Linked DNA regions of Homo sapiens: region 1 is linked to region 2. A link is a loop called in an ENCODE intact Hi-C map of the cell type or tissue named here. Cell type or tissue: endothelial cell of umbilical vein. All regions are shown on one strand. Each heading gives the region's core, and the rest is flanking DNA. Links, peaks and the distances in the headings are about the cores only.

What was found. Hi-C counts contacts between places; a loop is a spot of excess contacts. Peaks named below come from ENCODE experiments on the same cell type or tissue, not always from the same donor. Only the 100,000 strongest peaks of a DNase experiment are listed, where the experiment ranks them.
Region 1: it touches region 2 in a loop (6-fold over the local background); 1 of 110 quality-filtered maps calls a loop at or near these places.

Annotation. Positions count from the first base shown.
Region 1 is chr3:55,888,935-55,899,607 of GRCh38, forward strand. The region is part of intron 13 of ERC2 (ELKS/RAB6-interacting/CAST family member 2); the gene reads right to left. Among named protein-coding and RNA genes, the nearest start is that of MIR3938, 42 kb to the left of the region's middle. RefSeq lists an enhancer at 1-16. In endothelial cell of umbilical vein, for the core only: no CTCF peak of the experiment used is centred there; a DNase peak (open chromatin) is centred at 4,347.
Region 2 is chr3:56,286,315-56,296,987 of GRCh38, forward strand. ERC2 (ELKS/RAB6-interacting/CAST family member 2) reads right to left here. Exons shown (of 18, transcript NM_015576.3): 3 at 9,705-10,121. Among named protein-coding and RNA genes, the nearest start is that of ERC2, 180 kb to the right of the region's middle. In endothelial cell of umbilical vein, for the core only: no CTCF peak of the experiment used is centred there; DNase peaks (open chromatin) are centred at 5,097 and 5,827; H3K27ac peaks cover 2,008 bases.

The sequences.
Region 1 (10,673 bases), core at 3,209-5,708, 400 kb before region 2:
ACAAAAACCCTTAAAAAATGTTTCAAACACAAGAAATGTCCAAATTTCTCCAAGGTCCTTGTTCAATTGGATTGCCCAATAACCTTTATAAAACTACTTAATGTGTTCACTAGAATTGGGGGTGAGTGGCTTGACCCAATTTCAACCTCTGTTTGGCAAAAGTCTCAGATACTTTCTCACCATTGAAGGAAGGCAACACTCAAATGCATTTTGCCCAGCACAATATACTTTTGTGTGTAGGCCCCAGAGTACTTTGAAAGAAAGTTAATCTATGTGTTTCAGATTCAGTCACGTTTTAACCTATCAAAGCCGTGTTTGGTAAAAGCTATTCAATGTCCAGGGAGCCTCAGGAGTCCCTCTCACCTCACCTCCCAGCTTTACATTCAGGAAGCAAGGTTTGGCCAAAGGTAAACAGAATTCCAGCCACAAAAGGTTCAAGTTTGGTTTGCCCCTGAAGTTTGAGAGGGTTCTAAACTTGAAATAAATGACATGTAACTTTTATAGGGTGCTAATACACCATAGAAATAAGCCAGACTATCAAATATCCACGGTTTTCAGCCAGGTCCCAAAAAATGAGACCCAGGAGCCCTGAGGCAAAGCCTTATCCTCCCCAAAGCTTTGGGGACTCTTAAAAGCCAACACACAACAAAGAAGGCTGGTGTTTATGGTTCCGTTCCAAAGACTTCCGTGGAGCAAGCTGGTGAAATGCCATCCCTTGCACAGATGCAGGCTGTGTCCTCCCTGCTGATCCAAAATCATGATTCCAGGAAGTTTCTAGATTCCAGAGCTGATGTTTGGCTTTCTAAAATACCCCTTCCAGCTGAACTTGGCAGAATAGGCTCATCCATCACTAAAGTCAACAGAACGCCCTTCAAAATGTGTCAATGACATGTTAAGTTCCAATTCATAAAGACTTTCTACACAATTTCTTCAGTTTTACATGAAATTTATTCAGAATAAGCATTATAGTTCACATCCAAGGTAAATTATATGCTTTTAAGATTCAGAAAACCCTTCATTTTGCCCTGATAAAAAGAGGAAACTGAATGATCATGTAGTTTAAATCAAAGCCAAAACCAAAAAGAGTTTAAAAAGCAAGGAATATAAAGAATAACCTATGAAAGTGACAAAACCACCCCTATGTAACTGTAGAGTAAATTGAATTATTCTTTAACTTTACAAATCTATGCAGTTTAAAAAGTATTAATAAACTTTTCAGTTTCTCATATAAGTTCACAGAACATCACAAATATGACTAGAAGCCCAAAGCAATATGTGACGAAGTTAAAGCGGAGTTTTGAGTTTTCCTCCCTTTTTCTATTTTTGATAGAAAATAGCAGTGACCCCCAAAAAATCAGAATTATGATCATTCCATATGCCAATTCAGATAGTCTGCCTGACCCTCCATATGAGATGGTCTGTGTCCTCATGATTCCTTTTCTGTCATAAATCGTTCTTTATTTCAAACATAATATTGATTTCAGAGGAGTGGGAGGTCTCCATTATTCTCATTTGTTCAATCTCTCTCTCATTCATCGAAGCTGATCTATCTGCAATCTATAGACACAGAGCTACTCAGCTGGGTTTCCAAATCTTAGATCACCTGCCACTGGACCGCTTAGGGCAAACACTAGCTAGTTCTACATTAACCCAACTTTAAATGACACTTTAGAGTAATGATTTCAGGCTGCTCCAGCCATTTCAGCAAGAAGCACATGGAGAAACTGGGCACCTGGGAGACACAATACAGAGTTGTAACTGATGGAGAAGCCACTGGCCTCCAACATCAGTAACTGCTAGTATCAGATGAGACGAAACTGCTCCTCTCAACATCTTGGAGACAGAGTTTTAAAATAAGTTCCCAGGCCAAGCTCCTCACTCTTCCTAATTTGTGTGGCCCTGGACCGAGGACCATGTGGGGCACTGGCCTCAGAACACATCCTTCTAGTTTTAGCATGACCACTGCTTCTCTCTGTAACTTTTTGCAAACAATCACTATACCCTCGGAATCTCAGTTTCCTAGATGATGGCCATGGGTTCTTCCTGTGTTTAACATTCTAGAGAACTGAAAACTGTTTCCTTTGCTGCCAAAACAAGGGCCTTAGAAAGCAAAAAATATCTCCCCTGCTGGGGTGATCATTAGGGTGGTTTCACAATATTCTAGTTCTCTTCCTTACAGGCACATGGTAGGACCCCACATCCCCTCACCCTTTGAATTGGGTGTGGCTTTGGCCAATTAAAACCACTGTCATTTCCAGGTAGAAACATTTAAGTGGTAGCATTCAACTCCAGTGTTACCCTTTCCCTGCCCTGGTGACCGTGGAAGCAAGTTTCAGATGACATCATCTTCAGCCTGAGTCCCTGAGTGACCACAATGAAGCCCAGGGCAAACCCACATCACATAGGCAAAATATAAACCTTTGTTGTGCTTTGCCTCTGAGATTGGGGGTGGTAACTCCCAGCATAACCTGGCCTATCTTCACTGGTGAACTGTCTGGTTCTATTTTTTTTTTTTTTTTTTTTTTTTTTTTGAGCTGGAGTCTCGCTCTGTCACCAGGCTAAAGTGCAGTGGCGTGATCTTGGCTCACTGCAATCTCTGCCTCCCGGGTTCAAGTGATTCTCCTGCCTCAGCCTCCTGAGTAGCTGGGATTATAGATGCATGCCACCACGCCCAGCTAATTTTTGTATTTTTAGTAGAGACGGGGTTTCACCATGTTGGCCAGGATGGTCTGAGTCTCCTGACCTCATGATCCACCCGCCTTGGCCTCCCAAAGTGCTGGGATTACAGGCATGAGCCAACTGTCTGATTCTTATCAAGTGCTCTATGCTTGCCTCCATCTCCCCATCACAGTCATCTCTCAACCAGAGGAAAGTGCTTGTTATTCTTGCGGTCCCATGGTATTTCTACTCTTGCAGACCACAAGTAACTCCCTTCTTGCCAAATGTCTTTTCTTAATGTGTGGTTTGCACAGCTAAACATGCCCCCAAGTCTCTGTCCCTTCTTTGAAATAACATTTTAACTGATTGACTGTACATATGTAGTTTGTGTCTTCATCACCAGATTGGAACCATGGCATTATTACGGTGTGAGTGAGATGAGCTCCTTCATCTTTCTCAGCTTCCATTTCCTCATCCATATTTACCTCAACAGGTAAATAGGGAACCCTATTGCTTGCTTATCAGATGATTATGGGCACATTAAGTGAGATGATGTAGCCCATAAGGCATTTATTCTTCTTCTTCTGATATCAAGAAATTAATTTTTTTCTGATAATAAGAATAAAGTGTGGCCAGGGACAGTGGCTCACACCTATAATCCCAACACTTTGGGAGGCCAGGGCCAGTGGATCATTTGATCACAAATGGTGACCCCAGGAGTTTGAGACCAGGCTGGGCAACATGGCAAAACTGCATCCCTACAAAAAGTAGAAAAGAAATGTAGCCAGGCGTGGTGACACGCACCTAGAGTCCCAGCTACCCTGGGGGGCTGAGGCAAGGAGATCACCTGAGCCTGGGAAGCCAAAACTGTAATGAGCTGTGATTATGCCACTGCACTCCAGGCTGGGTGACAGAGTGAGACCCTGTCTCAAAGAAAAGAAAAAGAATAAAGTATATTCATTGTAAAAAATATGAAAAATCCAGGTATGAAAATGTTTTAGCTTTCTTCTGAAGATTAAATACTAACATCATTTTTAGTTAAGATCCTCCCAAGTCCCACCACCTAGAAGTAAACATTATAAACATTGTTATAATTTCTCTCTATATTTATGCACATATAATTGAGATGCTACATATAAATATATACATAATTGTGTATATAATTGATATATGATGAGAATTTTCTTTTGTAATTAAATTGTCTTTTGGAAATACAGTTTTAATATATGAGCAGTGCTCTATCCACTCCTCATCTTCCTAAAACTGATGCTTCTCTTAGTGTTATGGTCTCAATGTTTACGTACCCCCACAATTCATATGTTGAAATCTTAACCCCCAAGATGATGGCATTAAGGGGTGAGACCTTTGGGAAATGATTAGGTCATGGGCGCAGAGGCCTCCTATATGGGATTAGTGACCTTATGAAAGAAGCCCAATGGAGTCTGTATGTCCCCTTTCACCATGTAGGGACACGGCAAGACGTCAGCAGTTTGCAACCCAGGAGAGGGCCCTCACCAGAATCTGACCATGCTGGCACCTTGGTCTTAGACTTCCCAGCCTCCAGAATGTGAGAAATACATTTCTGTTATGTATAAGCCACCTACTGTATGGTATTTTGTTAGAGCAGCCCAAATGGACTACGACACTTAGGAACTTATTCCCCTGTTTATTTTGCAAATTACTCATCTTCCTGCAGCCCATAACTGGGTCTTTCTCCTTGTGACTCCATCCTAGAGGCATTTCCACCATCCACATAGAAATACAGGGGATGCATTGAGGTCTGTCTCTACAGTTCTCACCTCTATGTAGATGTCTCTCCAAACTTTATCTCCTTTTTCCTCACTTGACCTCTTTCACATGTACCTAACCACCTGTTGATCACTTCCATCTGGATGTCCTAATATTACTTTAAATTGAGGATGACCAAAAGCCAACTCTTGACCCGTGTACACCTGCCTAAACCAAACTCCTATCACCTGTCCTCACCCTCCCAACTTGCCACTCCCTAACACATCCACCATTTTGGTCCAAGGCCCTGACCTTTTCTCAGTCATTCCTGTTTAAGACCTCAGAGCCACATTGATCTTCTCTTTCCTCTTTTATTTTCCATTCATCACCAACTCCTAGAGCTCTATTTTGGAAATATTTCTTGGATCCATCATTCCCTTCTATCATTACTTTTGACACCCCTCCCACATGTATAATAAGGTAGAACATAATTATGCATGCATACACATATGTATGTATATGTGGGCTTTCACATGTGTGTGCATATGCTCATGTGTGTATCCCTAGCCTCTGACTCTACTCTTACCCCTAAGTGAGGACATGGTTTTGCCTGATCATCTGTAACAATAGTACTTATAGTATTATATGAAGCAATGATTGCAGAGCTCTTAGTGCTGAGCCTGGCAAATATGAAAACACTTAGTATATTCTTAACACAAGAGGCGGAGCAGCGTAGTGGCTTAGAAACATAATTCAGGAGCTAGACTGCCACTTACTAGATGTATAAATTCACTCTAAGTGAATTATAACTTTTTTCCCAGGTGGAAAAATTGATTTCATGTAAGAAAAATAAAATAGTATTTACATTTAATAAATAATATTCAATAAGCACTATTACAAAGTTATAGAAATAAACTGGACTGTTTACCTTCATGAAAGAACCTAGACAAAATTTTCTAGGTTTCTCAACTTAAACTTGGAGGCAAAATTTGCTTTAAACATGTATTAAGCATTACCATTGCTATGCAAAAATTAGGTTATGGTAATTTTTACTCAAATTATATTAAAATGCCCAGAAGAAGGATTATTTGGGGACAATATAATAATAGAATTGACTTTTTTAAAAAATGTTAGCTTTAGGGGCTACATATGCATGTTTGTTACATAGGTACGTTGCATGTGGGAATTGGGCTTCTACGTGTACCCATCACCCAAATATTGAACATTATACCCAACAGGTACTTCTTCAAACTTCATCCCCCTTCTTCCCTCCCTACTTTATAAAAAAAGAAGGAAATCATGTCCTTTGCAGCAACATGGATGGAGCTGGAGGCCATTATCCTACACGAACTAACTCAGAAGGAGAAAATCAAGTATCACATGTTCTCACATGTACGTGGCAGCTGAACAATGAATTACAAAATTCTGAGCTTCAAGTACCTCTTGTGAAGTGGAGCTAATGACATAACTTAGCTCAAAGGGTTTTTATGATGATTAAATGGGTTCACATGGGCAATGCTCTCAGCACAATGCCTAGTACTCAGTAGTGCCACAGAAGTATCAACTCTTTCTAATACAGTGCCTAGTAATTATTCAGCCTATCTATGTCTGCATATTGCTCCATTCACCAATGCTCAACCACACATACACATGCACATATACCCCTGGACTGCCCTACATTCACTCCTCTGCTTATCAAAACTGCCCATTCTTTAAGGCCCTGTCTACACCTGACCTCCTTCACAGCTTGCAGCGATCAAAAGCTGGAGCTCTAGAAGCAGTCAGATATGAGTCAAGTTTGGGTTCCACCTACAAGATCTTTGACCTTAGGCCAATCTTAACCCAATGTTTCCCAAACTTGGTTTAAGATTGGTTAGGTTACTGCATGTTAGAATCCCTTGGGAAGCTTTTAAAAATGTTGATGCCGTGGTCACACTGCTCCTAATTAAATCAAAATATTTGAGGGCGGGAGCCAGGCATCTGTATTTTATTAAAGATCCAGGTGATTCCAAAATGCAGCCAAGTCTTGGAACCCTAGACGTTACTGACCTCTCTAAGCCTACAGATCCTCCCCTTTAAAGTGGAGAGGAAGCAGAAGCAGCCACACAGAATTGACATAAGCGTAAAGTGAAATAATGCATGGAAAGTACCCTGCCTAATACCCTGGAAGGCACCAGCACATGCCCATTCCTAGCCTCACTACTTTCACCCAACCCAACTGCCTTCAGTTTTCATTGCCTGCACCCATTCTGCACAATATGTATGCTTAGTTGCTATAATACAACTGGACTGTAATCCCTGGAGGGCAGAGACTGTGTCTCCATCTTCTTTGCAAGCCCCTTCAGTACCTGACATAGCACCAGTATCCACACTCAATAAATACCTATGCAATGGGAGGAAGGGGAGCACAAAGACGTGATTCTGAAACACCCTCCTTTGACCCACTTAGTGCAATGATGGATGAAGTGTAAGTCCAAACTTGATACTTTCCTACCCCATAAATCAGTGGTCCCTTCGCCATCCTCAACAAATACCCTTCAAGTTCTTGCTCTCTGTTTGCTTCAAGCACCTTCTCTTTGCTATGGGGATGAGGGGGCTCAGTTACTTGGCTCCTGAAAGGATGGAGGCCCTATGTTCGCTGCCACCCCAGCAGCCGCCTGGAGAACCCAGGAACCTGTGAGTTTCACAGAGACACAATAAAGATGTCTCAGGTTCTGCGCTGGTATAGAAGCATGTGGCTTTTGGTCCTGCTATGCATTCCACATGCTCTGTCCTGGGACCTGGGAGATACACACTCCTTTCCTTCATTCCACCACCTCGCTAGGCATCTCCCACATGCCAGGCACTCTGCTGGACACTAGCCACAGGTCTGTCTTCAGAAGGGTTTCCACAGGGAAGTTGGGAATCAACAAATTACTTAATCACAATAGTGATTTTAAAGAAAAGTACTGGGTGGTGCAAAAGAGTAAAACAGCAGCCCATCCTGCACTAGGCACTGTGGCTGGCCTCCCTAAGGCAAGCAAGTGGAGTAGCCTGGGGAAGCGCAGGTGGTGGCCCAGCTGGAAGATGCCCTGTGGTCCCATTCTTTAGAAAAATGCTAGTTGGAGAATCACAGTAATTAAGAGACAATAAAAGCTTTTGACAGTCCAGCAAGAAAGCAACCCATTTGTCTCTATTTAACACAGCATGTGCTTCTTTTAGAAGTACATCTATTAGTAATTCACCAGACAATAATATTTCCTGGGGAAAAAAGTTTTAGAAAAGGTGTTTAATTGCTAAAATGTCATTTTCAGTGAAAACAGGATTCACAGCCACCTCAGAAGTCTCTAGAATATTCCAGATGTTTCACTTAAAATAATTTCCTAAAAGGTCCTCAAATGTGGCAAGACTGGAATTCTGATTTTATATCAAAGATTACATTTTTAAAATACATTGGCTTGGTGTTACATATCTAGAACATAATAATTAAAGGTTTCTTCAAGCTAGATGTTGATTTAGCTTAATCAATTACAAAAAAAGAAAAAACCCTGAATAATTGTGTGCTATTTCTGATTGTATTAGTCATTCTATGTTGCAGATCATATCATTAAAACTCTCTTTTAAAATAGTTGTTACCAGGAAATATTCAACTGTATTTACTGTATCTGAATAATTCATAACTGTTCACTTTCAGAATAATGAAGTCATCACCTGGCTTTCTAAAAAGTCCAGTGTTTACGCATGGCTCTGGAGAAATCGTCGGATCTTTTAAAGTGAACAGTGGAGCCTTAAAACAATAAAATAAAAAACCCGTTTAAGACCTTAAATCATTAACATGTGTCGACTTAAACTTACACATACATTTGTGTTGTTTAACTAAATATTTGAAAACCAGCCTCTCTCTCAGTTATCTGCCAGGACCCCACTCCAGGTTCCATGCATCTCTTCCTGACGCGTGGCAGCTTCCCATGCTTTTCAAGAGGCTTGCTTGGCAAGAGCTGATACTCAAATATTTTGATAAAGCTATTTTTTCCCTTAAATTATATGTCAGCATGGAGTTGGTGTGTATTTTCTGTTAATGATTTGGAATTTTTAAAGCCATATTTCAAAAACAGACAGGCTCTTCTGAGTTAGGCTCCGCCATCCATCCTGGTTTCCTGTCTTCATTCCATCCTGAGTGCAAGAGGATGGCAGTTTTCAGTTTGCACCAGAACACAGAACCAATGAAATCCCCATATCCCAGGTTGCAGCAAATCTGGAATGTGAATTGGTCCTGTGGGAATAGCTGGACTTGGCCCAGCACAACTCTGGACACAGAAGGTCACCCTGAGATCAGAAGGTGAAGATAAACGCTTAAACCCCCCGTCAGCAGCAGCAACTCCTCCGACAGTGATGCTGGAGGCTGAAGGACCTGTTAAAACAAGGACTACTAATCTTATTTTTCCAATTACCCTTATCTGACATTTCTATCTCTTCCTCCTTCCCACCTCCCCACTGCTGCCTTAGAGTGACACCTTTTGGAAAAGGTTGAAACTGAAAATCCCCAGACTGCTTTCAGCCTGGACCTGACCATCCCTAAGACTGTGTTTGTGATTTGTTTTCTCCTCATTGAAGTTTAAGCATCAAGGAGCTTTGCTTACATTGGTTGCCTCTGATCCTTCTCCTGCAAACAAATGCCCACATTAAGAACATTTGTTTGGGCTCCAACTCTTTGATTTTGACAACGTTTCACATTCTCCCTTTCCTCTTCTCTTCTCAGGCCTATTAACAAAACTTCACACCATAATAAAAGAAGGATAGAGAGGAAATGTGCAAAAATACATACATCTGACTTAACAGAGTCTGTTAAATGAGAAAGTGTCAGAGTACAAATGAATGACACTTTCTCCAAAATGCCCTTGAGCACTCTTCATTCCAGATGGGATTGGGCTCAGTGGAAGTTCCTCAAGAAAAAGGCTGTGGGGGTGTGCTTCTGGGTATGTGGTGTAGGGGTATATCTCGAGCAGCTGGGAGGCTTTATTACACGTGTGTCACAGTTCTGCAGTGTGGCAAAGAGATGGCCTTCTCTCTAACAGCCTGGGACATTCTTGAGAAGCAGTATAGGGATAGTAAAGGATGTGGACTCTGAAGTCAGAAAGCCTAGGTCCCCATCAGGCCCCAGCTACATGCTGACGGTGTGATTTTAGGAAAGGAGCTTGACCTCTATGTACGTCAGCTTCCTCTTCTACAAAATGTAAATAATAACTGCACCTTCCGGAGACCTTGTGAGGAATACGGGCAGTACAACAGCAACATGCTTGGCACACAGTAAGCATGCAACCACCCGAGATTGTCATCAACAGTGGTATTAGCTTAAACACTAGTACTTCATTTTCAGCCTATAAGAGGATGCATAAGCAAGACAAAGGGTTGGATTTCCATTTTTTTTTTACATTTTCCAAAAGATGCATCACATTTTTCATCTTCAGTGGAAAGGTGAAAATTTTCACCAAGAAACCCGCTTTGTAACAAACCAAATTAATCATACACAAAATATGCATTGTTCATATTTTAATCTTACTTAGGCTAAATTCCAAACATAAAGATGAAGGAACTGGAGAAGAAAATAGAGAAGCATCGCACAGTAGATCTTCCTGCAATGCTGGCAACGTTGTAACTTTTTCTGCCCAATATGTATGCCACTAACTACATGCGGCACTTCCAATGTGTCTGGTGCAAACCAGGAAATGAATTCTTAACTTAATTTAACATTAATTAAAATTTAAATGTAAATAGTCACAGGTCTATTGGCTACTGCATTAGAAAGAACAATATGAGAACATACCATTTTCACAACTTTGTTGTCCAATGGTGATGTTCAGAAATTATTTCGGTCTTTGTGGAACATTTACCTTTTTTGGTCACGGGAAACAAACATTTCAATTCTTTTAAATTCAGTATAACTAATGAATTACTATTTGATCTGATGATTCTACTTTCTGGATTTATTCTAAGGATATATAATAAGGGATTTTCCCAGACGAATTTACTCTAAGGATATAATAAGCATATTCATCACAATGTTATTTATAAAAATCAGAATAAAAGTTTGTATGTGTATGGATATATTTACATACATATACACAATACATACATACACAAACATATATGTATACAATCTTCAAAAAAATTAGTTACAAAAATTATGGAATACGTGTGTGAGTGTGTGTGTGTGAGAGAGAGAGTGTGTGTGTGATTTAAAAGTGTTACAAAGAAATTAAATAATAAATTATGGGCACCCAATTGTTGAGATGTTCGTCAGATATTAA
Region 2 (10,673 bases), core at 3,590-6,089:
GAGGCAGGAGAATCGCTTGAACCCAGGAGGCGGAGGTTGCAGTGAGCCAAGATTGTGCCATTGCACTCCAACCTGGGCAACAAAAGTGAAACTCCATCTCAAAAAAAAAAAAAAAAAAAAAAAAAGGCAGAAAAAAATACCGTTTCCTGATTTAAAAACCAACCTCAAAAGCTATATGTGAAAACAGTAAGATTTGATCCTCTAAATATAACTAATTGCAGACAGGCTTTTACCAAATGTCTTGATTCAAAAAACTACTTACTTATCCTTAATTCAGAAAGCTACTTACTTATTATCTAATTCAGGGGTCAGCACATTTAAAGAGGCAGATAGTAAATACTTTAGGCTTTGTGGACCAAGAGGCAAAATAAAGGGTACTATATACGTACTTACGTAATCCTTTCAAATGTAATCATTTAAAAAGGTAAAAAACATTCTTAGCTCCCAGGCCATTTAAAAAAAAAAAAATGCTGCAGGCCACATTTGGCCCATAATCTATAGTTTGCCAAATCTCAATCTAAAAACGTAGCAAGTCTTTGTAATTTTTACTCATGAAGTCTCACTCACCTTTCTTTTTCCTTTTTCTACAAACAACTTATACAGAATTATATTTTTCCTTTAGTGAGAATTTAATTCATTCTTATATGTTATAGCTGCTGTAACGATAGCCACTCCTAGGAATCACCCATTAGCAGTTCACATTGCCTTTTTAGCGCTCTATCCGAAACACTTAAGAGACCCCTCAACCTACATGCCTAACTGGAAACCCAAATAAAGTAGCCCTTTCACATCTGAGCCAAGGTGGAAGGGAAAGTAGATTTTACCAAATTAGAAGAGCAATGAAATGCACATGTCTTAGGAGTTACAAATGCAATTTCCGTGTCTCACAATTGACACAGAAAGAAACACAAAATACTCAACAAAAACTAGGTAAAAAGTAAAGTTGGTTTTGGGAGACAAAGCATTTCTTTTTGGCAGTGAGATATTCAAGAAGTTAAAAAAATTGTAAAATAAAACTAACTTTGATGAAATGGGAGAGGTCTAAGTGCCACACATTTGTCCTTATTCTCTGCTCACAAAAATTCACCTATTTGTGCAGAATTTATGGAGGGCCAGGTGCTTTCATTTTCATGAGTCAAAAATGGAATGGGAAGACCTAGCCCTGACGTTGCCTTCTACATGGCACTGTTTAATCTTCCCGCTGCTCTATGACCTCACGGATTTATAGTCCCCAATTCAACAGGCTCTGATAAGATGTGGCAAGAAAATAAATCAGAGCCTTTTGCATTTCTTCCTTTTTCACATTTATGAGAAAATAACCTTCAGCAAGAAGCTAGAAGACCAGAATCCTAGTCTGTGGTCTACTCTGGATTACACTGAAATCCCTGGCAGCATCAAGAAGTGGTTAGGAACAAGGTACTTCAATCGGCAAGTCCAAATTTGAATGCCAGATCCATCCATCACTATGTGCTCTGAGAACCTGGGCCAGTCACATCACCTCTCAAGGCCTCAACTTCCCCACCTGAGAGGCAGAGAAACCATTGTTCCGTTCAGAGTATCGATGGAAGAATTAAATGGCACTCCTTGGGAAGTGACTGGCACAGGCTGCCCTTAGTGAGTGCCCAGTAAATGTTACATGTCATCACTGCTTAATTTCTCTGAGTCTCCATGTCCTCCCAGGGTTGCCAAAAGTATCTGAGGAAATAGTTAAAACGGAATGTGTTTTATAATGGAATGTGTTTATAGGCTTTATATACCAAGCCGCCTCCACATGTAAAGTATTAATGTTTCCACTCAAGACAGGTAGGGCCTTGGTATAGCTGAGCCTGTCTCAACTACCCATTGCTGCAGCTTATGAAACATGCTAACATACTCACAGAGCCTGTGCTTGGGGTACTTTCTCACTGCTGAGGTTTTATTTGTGGGGCATCATCACAAATGATGATGATGATAAATTATGTCAGTTACCCAAAAAATATTTTTCAGAGCGCCATCACACCTAAGGTAAAGCAGGAGGATGAGGGTGAAGAGGAAGTAATCAGAGCCTCTCTCAGCATAACCTCCGGACATTCTCACTCCTCCCTGGTGCCTCCCCACACCCCCAACCCTGTCACTTTCTTTTCTCAGCAGGTTTCAAAATGCCTTGTGTCTAATGGCTTTCTGGGGCTCCACCAGTCTCTGTTACCGTAAAAAGCAGTTGATGATACTCATTGAAATGAAAATGGAGTAATTAGCATGTAGCATTCAAACTTAAAAGAATGCATGAGAATTTAAAGATAAGGCAAATGATGCTAAACAGAAAGGAATTTATTTTCCGTGTCATCAGAAATGTGAGGATAAAAATTATGAAAGCCTACTTTTGGATGCACTGTCAGATTACAGAGAGAGCGCTTTTCTGGAAAGATGCTTCATTGACATCCATCCTGCATGGAGTACTCGGAGAAAATGGAACTCAGTGAAAACAAAGGGAATTTGTCTCAAACTAGCATCAGTCAATGAAAATTCCACATAATCTCAAAAGAGATACCATATTCAAAATCAGATGCTTACTCGGGAAAGAGGCACAAAGGAGAAACATTCAATTCTAGTGGTTAAATACTAGTAGGAGTAAATGAAAAGGCATGCCTTAGAATGCTCACGGCCTTGGGGCGTGGTGGTTACAAATTATCAGATGTGTGTGAAAAAAATAAATAAAACTGAGCAATAGTCAGAAATGCCTTGTGTACTTGGGCAGAACGTCACAATCATTTCTTCACCCACATTCTCAACCTTGGCTGCACGGCTCCACCAAGATTTCATCAAACTCAACACATTCGAAGTCTTCCCTCAACCTTAGCTCCTCCTGCTGACAACCCTTGCCTGCCCACTGCTGTACCATATCTGCCTGCACACAGGTCTACAGCAGTTGTCTCTTCCTCCTCAAATCTCCCAGCACTCAGTTCTTAAGTTGTCAAGGTCCTGCCTACAGGTGGAGATGACCTTTCCCTTCAACTTCCATGGCCACCACCCAGATTCACACTCTTGGCAACCTGAATAGCCACAGTATCCATCTAACTTCTCTCCCTGCTTTTGTTCTCTTCCCATCCAATCCACTGTCAACTGATCATCTTCTCTGGTCATGCCATTCTCCAGGTCAAATGCCTTCAAAGGCTCCCCAGAGCCCACAGAGTAAAGCCACTTCCCTGTGTGTGGGCCTCAGAGCCCTCAGTGATCTGAGACCAAACCATCTGCTCAGCTTTATTTCCTTCCCCCACTGAAAGGCAGAGTTTCAGCTGCTCCAAACTCACCGTGCCTCAAACTCTCCACAGTTCCTACCTCTGTGATTTGACTCAGTCATCTGCTCTCCAATCATGCTTTCCCACCAACCCCATGTGCTAAAATTCCTCCTGCCTTGAAGACTGGTTCTACCGTGGATGAAGCCAGTTGTCAGCTCTCCTACCTTTAAGCTGTACAGCATTTGGATGCCATTCAAGGCCTCTCAGTGTACCACCCCAAGAAGCAGTAGCATGCAATGGGGACAGGTACAGAGTCTAGAGTCACACTGCCCAGCTTCCACTCTTGATTGCAGCTTTTGCAGTGTGTGACTGGAGGCAATTACTTACCTCACTCTGCCTCTGTTTCCCTATCTGTGTAATACACATGATGACAACAGTATTTACTTAGCACAGGACAATACTTGATAATTATGAGCTGTTCCTCTTATTGCTCACCTGAATCTCTGAACAAGACCACAAAATTGCCACTGATACTCCCACAGCATCCTCCATAGGGATGCTCAACATATGCCCAATGATGTCCAACACATTTTAGAAAAAAATGAAAGAAGACTGCCAGTTAAAGCTACCTGCAAAGTTTCTTCTCTACTCCAAACATAGAGCAATGATGCAGAAAACATTTTTTAATGGAGCTCATACCAACCATTATGAATTCTTCTGATACTGACAAAATAAATCACAGAGTAATTCTCTAGATATTTTTAACAAATTTTTCACTCATTACAATATTTATTGAGCAGCTACTGGCAATATCTGAGGTCTGGGAATACTGATGGAATGTACTGATCAGGTAAGAAATTTACTGTATTAAAATAGGGAGCAATTGTTAAGTTCTGTAATATGTATAGGAAACAGCCCTTGTAAAAGATCGTGTATATAAAATGTTATGTTTATATGTTTGGGAATAGTTTCTGTAATTAGCTTTGTTGGTAGAAATAGAATGTATTGAATCTGTAGAGACAGAATTAGAAATGCCTGCATCAGCAAAATCATGGCTTAGGTCAGCAGAACTAGGGACAAGCATGTATTAAGGAAATCATGTGGTTTTGAGAAGGGGGACCGGAATGGCATTTAGAAGTTTGGGCAGAGATTATACAGGACAAGTTTGAGCCATCAGTAAAGGTCTGAAAGCTTAAGAAATTCCAGGTAATACCTTTTGCCTTGGTGGATCTCCCACTGTCCTGGGTTCAACCTGGATAAGGAGACCAGGAGACCAATAATTCATGTTACCTCTTTCTCCTGTCTGCCCACCCCCAGCACAGAGGGAGGCCCAGGTCTCCTGGGGGTTTTGCTTGTCCTGGGTTATTAGCAACTGTGGCCTGTAAAGACTTGGGTGCTCTTCTGGCCCTGCTACCAAAGAAGGGCAAGATGCCCAAAAGGATTAACACAGGACATCAATAGGATTAGCAGCAGAACATATACTGCTTCCCATCAAGATCTTACAGCGAGATAAGTCCAAAGACCCCTATCTCTCTTCTAAGGACCAGTCAAGAAAATAGTAAGCAGGGTAAGTATAAGAGGATCTTGGTCTATTAATCCATTTCTTTTTCTTTAATGAGATCAGTTGTGTTTCAAATACTTGATCGCTAAAACTTCTAGATGGAACAATATGTTCTTTGCAGAAAAAGCTAGAGAACAAGGTAAACGTCAAACAATGTCTTATCAAATCAACCTGCATCCAAATACATCAGACAATGCTAGTGAGTAATGCTGAGTTTCGGCCAACCCTTTGGCTCACATTAGCACATCAGTTGGAGTTCCTGCGCAATGGTTTTGGTCTTCCAAGTAAGTTGAGATCATAACCTTTTTGTTGTTGTTTCCTGCCAGACAAAGAAGTGGTTTCACACTCAGCCTTTTCCAGACCACCAAAAGACAATAAGACACTAAAGCAACCCACCCCATATGCAACTCCTGCCAACTCCAAATCTCCTAAAACAATAAGCTGAACAAGGCCAGGAGATGGGGTTTATGTGAGGTCCACCACCTCTGCCTAAGAATGAATCATAAAACCACTAGCACTCCATTCCCCAGCTTCACACTGCCTAGCCCCAACCTACTCGAACTGTGCATAATGAAAATGAAATCAGGAACACACTGAACCTAAAACCTCAAGTACATTTTAAATCTTGTTTTAGATTCATCTATATTAACAGAGGTCAGGCAATTTCTTTATTCAAGCTAAGTTATTCTTACTGGTATAATGACAAAAGTGGTCAGACACATTCTTTCTACTAAAAAAAAAAAAAAAATACCCTGACAAAGTACATTCTAAAACTCAGTAGAGAATATGGAAATAGCTTGCAATAAACTTTGCCTTATAAAATAACTAATGAAGGAAATAACCCAGTTATTTGGCAATGGGAAACAACCATTTGTATATTATTACGTATTTGGTAGGTCATTAATTAGAAGCACTTTTTATTTTCTAGCATAGCATTTTTCAAAAATGTCTTACAAAGAACACCAGTGCAACAAGAGAAAAGCAAGTCACGTAAGTTTGAGAAGCTCTGCCTTCTCTGGTCCCCTTCTTGGAAATGACTAATGCATATTTGCATATTAAAGACTGAGACTGTAACTCTGTGGAATCCCTCATTTCCCCAAGTTCACTTGGCACTGCAACCCTTTTTCTCTCATAACACATATCAACAGCCCACAAAATGGCTGTTCTGCCAAGCACAATTTGGGGAAAATTTCTTCTAGAAATGGGATGTAGGCCAGGCACGGTGGCTCACACCTGTAATCCCAGCACTTTGGAAGGCTGAGGCAGGCAGATCGCTTGAGCTCAGGAGCCTAGCCTGGGCAACATGGTGAAACCCCGTCTGTACCAAAAATACAAAAAAAAAAAAAAAAAATAGCCAGGCATCGTGGCACATGCCTGTAGTCCCAACTATTCAGGAGGCTGAGGTGGGAGGATCACTTGAACCTGGGAGGTAGAGGTTGCAGTAAGCCGAGACTGTGCCACTGTACTCCAACCTGGGTGACAGAGTGAGACCCCGTCCCCCACCGCCCCCCGCAAAAAAAAGAAAAGAAAAGGGACATAGTAAAATGGTTTAAGAGCTGAGACTCCAGAGTCAGGCTGATTCAAACACTAGCTTCACCATTTGTTAGCAGTGTGACATTGGGTTTGTCCCTCTGTTCCCCCAGGTAAGATGGGCAAAGTAACAGCACCTACCTCCTAGGCCATGGGTCTTTCCATCTGAGTGGAACAGTCTTCTGAGATCCTCACATGGCTGGTCCTTTTGGTTATGCAGGTCTCAGTTCATACTGTCACCCCCTCCAAGAGGCCTTCCCTGACAACCCAACATAAAATTAGCCCCACCCACATCACCAGTGCTTCACTCTCTTCTTCATGACACGCCTCTATTTAAACCATAAAATTGTCATCTATTTTCCCCCAATAGAATGTAAGCACCATGAAGGTACATTTTGTTAATTATCATTGCTATATCCCAAAACAGATCTTCAATAAGTATTCATCCAACGAAGGAATGAATGGATGGATTAATGAATGAATGAATGGATGGATGAATGAATAAATGAATGAATGAATGAGATGATTCAGTGTGAATCAACGTAAAGCATTCTTCATGATGCCTGACACATAAGCTGACACATACAGATGCTATTTTGAAAACTTTTGGGGAACCGTGAGTGGTTAATACACACATAATCATAATTCTCCCAATAAGTAACATTATGACTCCACAGTGTATCCTCTTGCTGTATTAGAGGTAAACATTTCACAACATTCATTCAGAGGTGTGCCAGTAAACCAGCTTTCAGGAATGGGCAAGGGAATGGGGAAGGTAGTCCCTAAGAGTAGCATCTTCCAATTTCCATGGTGTAAATACACCAAATATGACCAATTCCAGGCTACGTGTGGTTTAACACCAGGATCATGAGATTCCTGAGAATTTAACAAATGGCTCTCACAGGGCAGTACAACCCTTCTCATGGGAATGATCCTTTCAGGCCTTCAAGTCTTGTTTGCTGAGTTCAAGTTTAACATGAGTCTTTTATATACAGATGTATTTTCCAAATTCTCCCCCTCTTGATGAGCTAAAATAAGGGCTACCTACTCACTTTGGTCTGATGCTCAGGGAAACTAGTTGAATGTATTGGTCTGCACTTTCTGTTCTCCCTTCTGTGTGCTTTCAAACTGGTGTTTAGGGATCTAAACATGATCTATATCCACACCAGACCATTGTGAGAACCAGCCAATCTCAGAAAACCCAAGATGAATTGTGTTTAGATTCATTTAAATGGAGGCAGCCACATAAGGCACCATCTAGTAAGTGCTATCAATGAGCAGAATCTAATTGCAGAAGAAGAATGACTCCACCCTGACCACAAGATCCCAACAAGGAGTGAGAAATGGTGCTGCAGATGGAGATTTCTCTGGCATCACAGCCTTGCTGCCCCTTGGCATCAAAATAAAACAGCAGCTTTTTCCAACTATAGTGATCCTCTATCAACTGCAGTTTTGAGATAACACAAGAAAAATTCCAAAATCCACAGTTAGTCTACATGCAAGTAACAACATGCCAGTAATTGTTGCTCCTCTTCTGTAAACTACATGAGAGGTCTATGAAGTAAGACATGGAGAAAATTACTTTCTGCTCTACTGTATTTGTTATCTATTGCTGTGTAACAAATTACCTTAAAATTGAGCAGCTTAAAAGAGTACACATTTATTATCTCACAGTTTCTGTGTGTCAGGAATCAAGGCACAACTTAAGTGGTTCCTCTGTTTCACAGTCTCTCACAGCCTGCAATCAAGATGTCATCCCAGGACCTGTCTTCTTATCTGAAGCTCGACTGGGAAAGGATCCACTTCCAAGCTCACTAAATGGCTGTTACCAGGTTTCCTTTCTTTGTGGCTGTTGAAATGAGTGCCTCTGTTCCTTACTGAGTGTTGGCTGGAGGCCACCCTCAGTTCCTTACCACATGGGCCTCTCCACATGGCAGCTTGCTTCATCAAAGCATGCAAGCTATGAAGGCAATAGAGTCTGCTAGTAAGATGGAAGTAACAGTCTTATGTAACCTAATCCTGGAAATAACATTGACATTCTGTTAATTTTGCCATATTCTATCATTTAGGAGCAAGTTATGAGGATCAACCAATACTCGAAGAGGATTATATAATGGTGTGAATTCCAAGGAGTAGGGATTATTGGAGGCCATCTTGGAAGTCTTCTCACCACATTCACCCTCTTGGAAGATGGATGGGAAGACCAGGCCCAACCAAAACATCTCTTTAAGCTTTTCAATATGAAACCAAGCCATGTGGTTTCCCAAGCATGTTGGTAAAGTATCATTAAAACGAAACAAGGAAGAATAGGAGTAGAGGACATTAAATTTGCAGACACAAAAGTCTTTTCCTATGTGCTAGGCAAATATAACCCACATCAGAGCAAATTCCTGGGAGCATCTGCACTTTTGCAAATCCCAACATGGAAGCCATGTCTTCCGACCAACCAAACAAGTGACTCACAAGAAGCACCACCATCTGAACAGGTATACTGCCAAGAAATCTAGTTTGGTCTAGAAGGAAATATCTTCTAGAATTTTTATTTATTGCTATAGAATAGTTTGAAAACATATTTAATGCCATTTTATTGCTTGTTATTTTCTGTGAGATCCACGTCTCCCTACAGCAGTTTTGCCTGCATGATACTTTTAAGGTCCATATCCACCACAGTGGCAAGGAACTGCTATTAAAATTTCAAACCTTGGCAGTCATCCACATTTTTTCTAAGCTCTACCCAACCACATATTCTCAGATACACGAGCATCCCAACATTGAATGGTGGTAAAAGGCCAGAGAGACTGCCTCTGAAGGACTTCAAATGATTTAATCTACTAAGGGCAAAACACATACTCAGAAAACCTGTAATACTCTGTCCTAGACAAATGTAAATGCAGACAAAAATTATCTTAACCCTAAACACTCAAAATTGGTCTGTGCATTTTACCATTCTTTCCCATAGGCTTTACTTTCTGCAAATCTCATCCCCAATTCAGTAATAAAAATATTTAGGGTCATTGTGTTGCTAATCCTATTTATTTTTTCCTTTAGAGAGATGATATTTGATAAACAACTAAACTGAATAGTACCATACCTAAAAGACTCTGAAACCACAGCCACCTGTGGGAAAGCAATTGTTTATAAACCAACTTACAGTTGATATGTCCTGTATATGCTTGGATCGCGGATATGTGCTGAATAATAATGGAATGCATGTGCAGTGAGCAAAGACTAATACAAAATTCCAGTTTAATGGTCTTAAGCCGGCAGGAAGGTCATAAAGCAGATGACAAAGGGAATTTTGTTAAGGATGTAGATATCTTCCAACCTGTGAAAATAACTTGATAACATATTTTCACTTATAAATTAAGGCTTTGGGGAAATACAGTGAATGCTCTTACCTCTCTAAGATGTATGTTTTCCTTCTCTTTCTGATCTAAAATCACTTCCAAGTGGCTGACCTGAGACTCAGCCTCTGCCATCCGCCGCGTTCGCTCATTGTCATCCTCCAGGCTTTTGGATGGCAAGCCTTTACTTTGCAACATCTCAAGAAGTTTTTTAATTGACTCATCTCGGGCATTGAGGGTTTGTTTCTGCGTTTCAATTCTCAGCTCCATTTCCTCTAATGTCTTCCTCAAAAGGAACAGCTCCTTAGCCTGCCTGTCATGCTCGGCTTGGAGCCGCCTAAAGTTCTCCTCGGTCAGCTCGATGGTGAAGTGCTCCGCTCCTCGGTTGCCACTCTCTTGCTGGAGGAGGTGGTTGAGGTCTCTCTGGGTTCGCAGCTCATCTTGAAGGGCCTGGATTGTCAACTGTAGGTGCTGCAATGAGAAAGATGGAGCGGGAGAGGAGAAAGAAGGAAAAAAAGTCAATGAAAATGTCAAGTGCCGCTTGCTGCCACCACACTATGAAGATGGAATGTTAATCATGAGGTCCGGAGGGCCAGCCATGAATTCCTCCACGGTGACTTCAGAAGCATGGGACAGCACATGGAGAGGGGGAGATTAATTCAGTGATGCTTTCTGAATGTCTTGAGAGAAGAGAAATGCACACACACACAGAAACAATAGATTAGTGTCAATCACAAGGGAAATTATACATCTACAGAGTTTTAATTTAGGAAATGGAAAAGGTTAGAAGGAAACTTTCACAAACACACCTTCTTTATGCCCAGAATGCTCCAGACTCAGTATTCCTTGTTTCCTAAGGTATTCTTTATTGTACTATCCATTATTTCCCACGATCAATATGTGGTGATTTAAAAATGAAAATAATAGCATCCACTACAAGTAGACACAAACAAAGACTTTATTTTTTACAAATAAAGCTGTGAACAGGTTTAGTAAACAGGATTACTGCATCTGCAAGCAAAA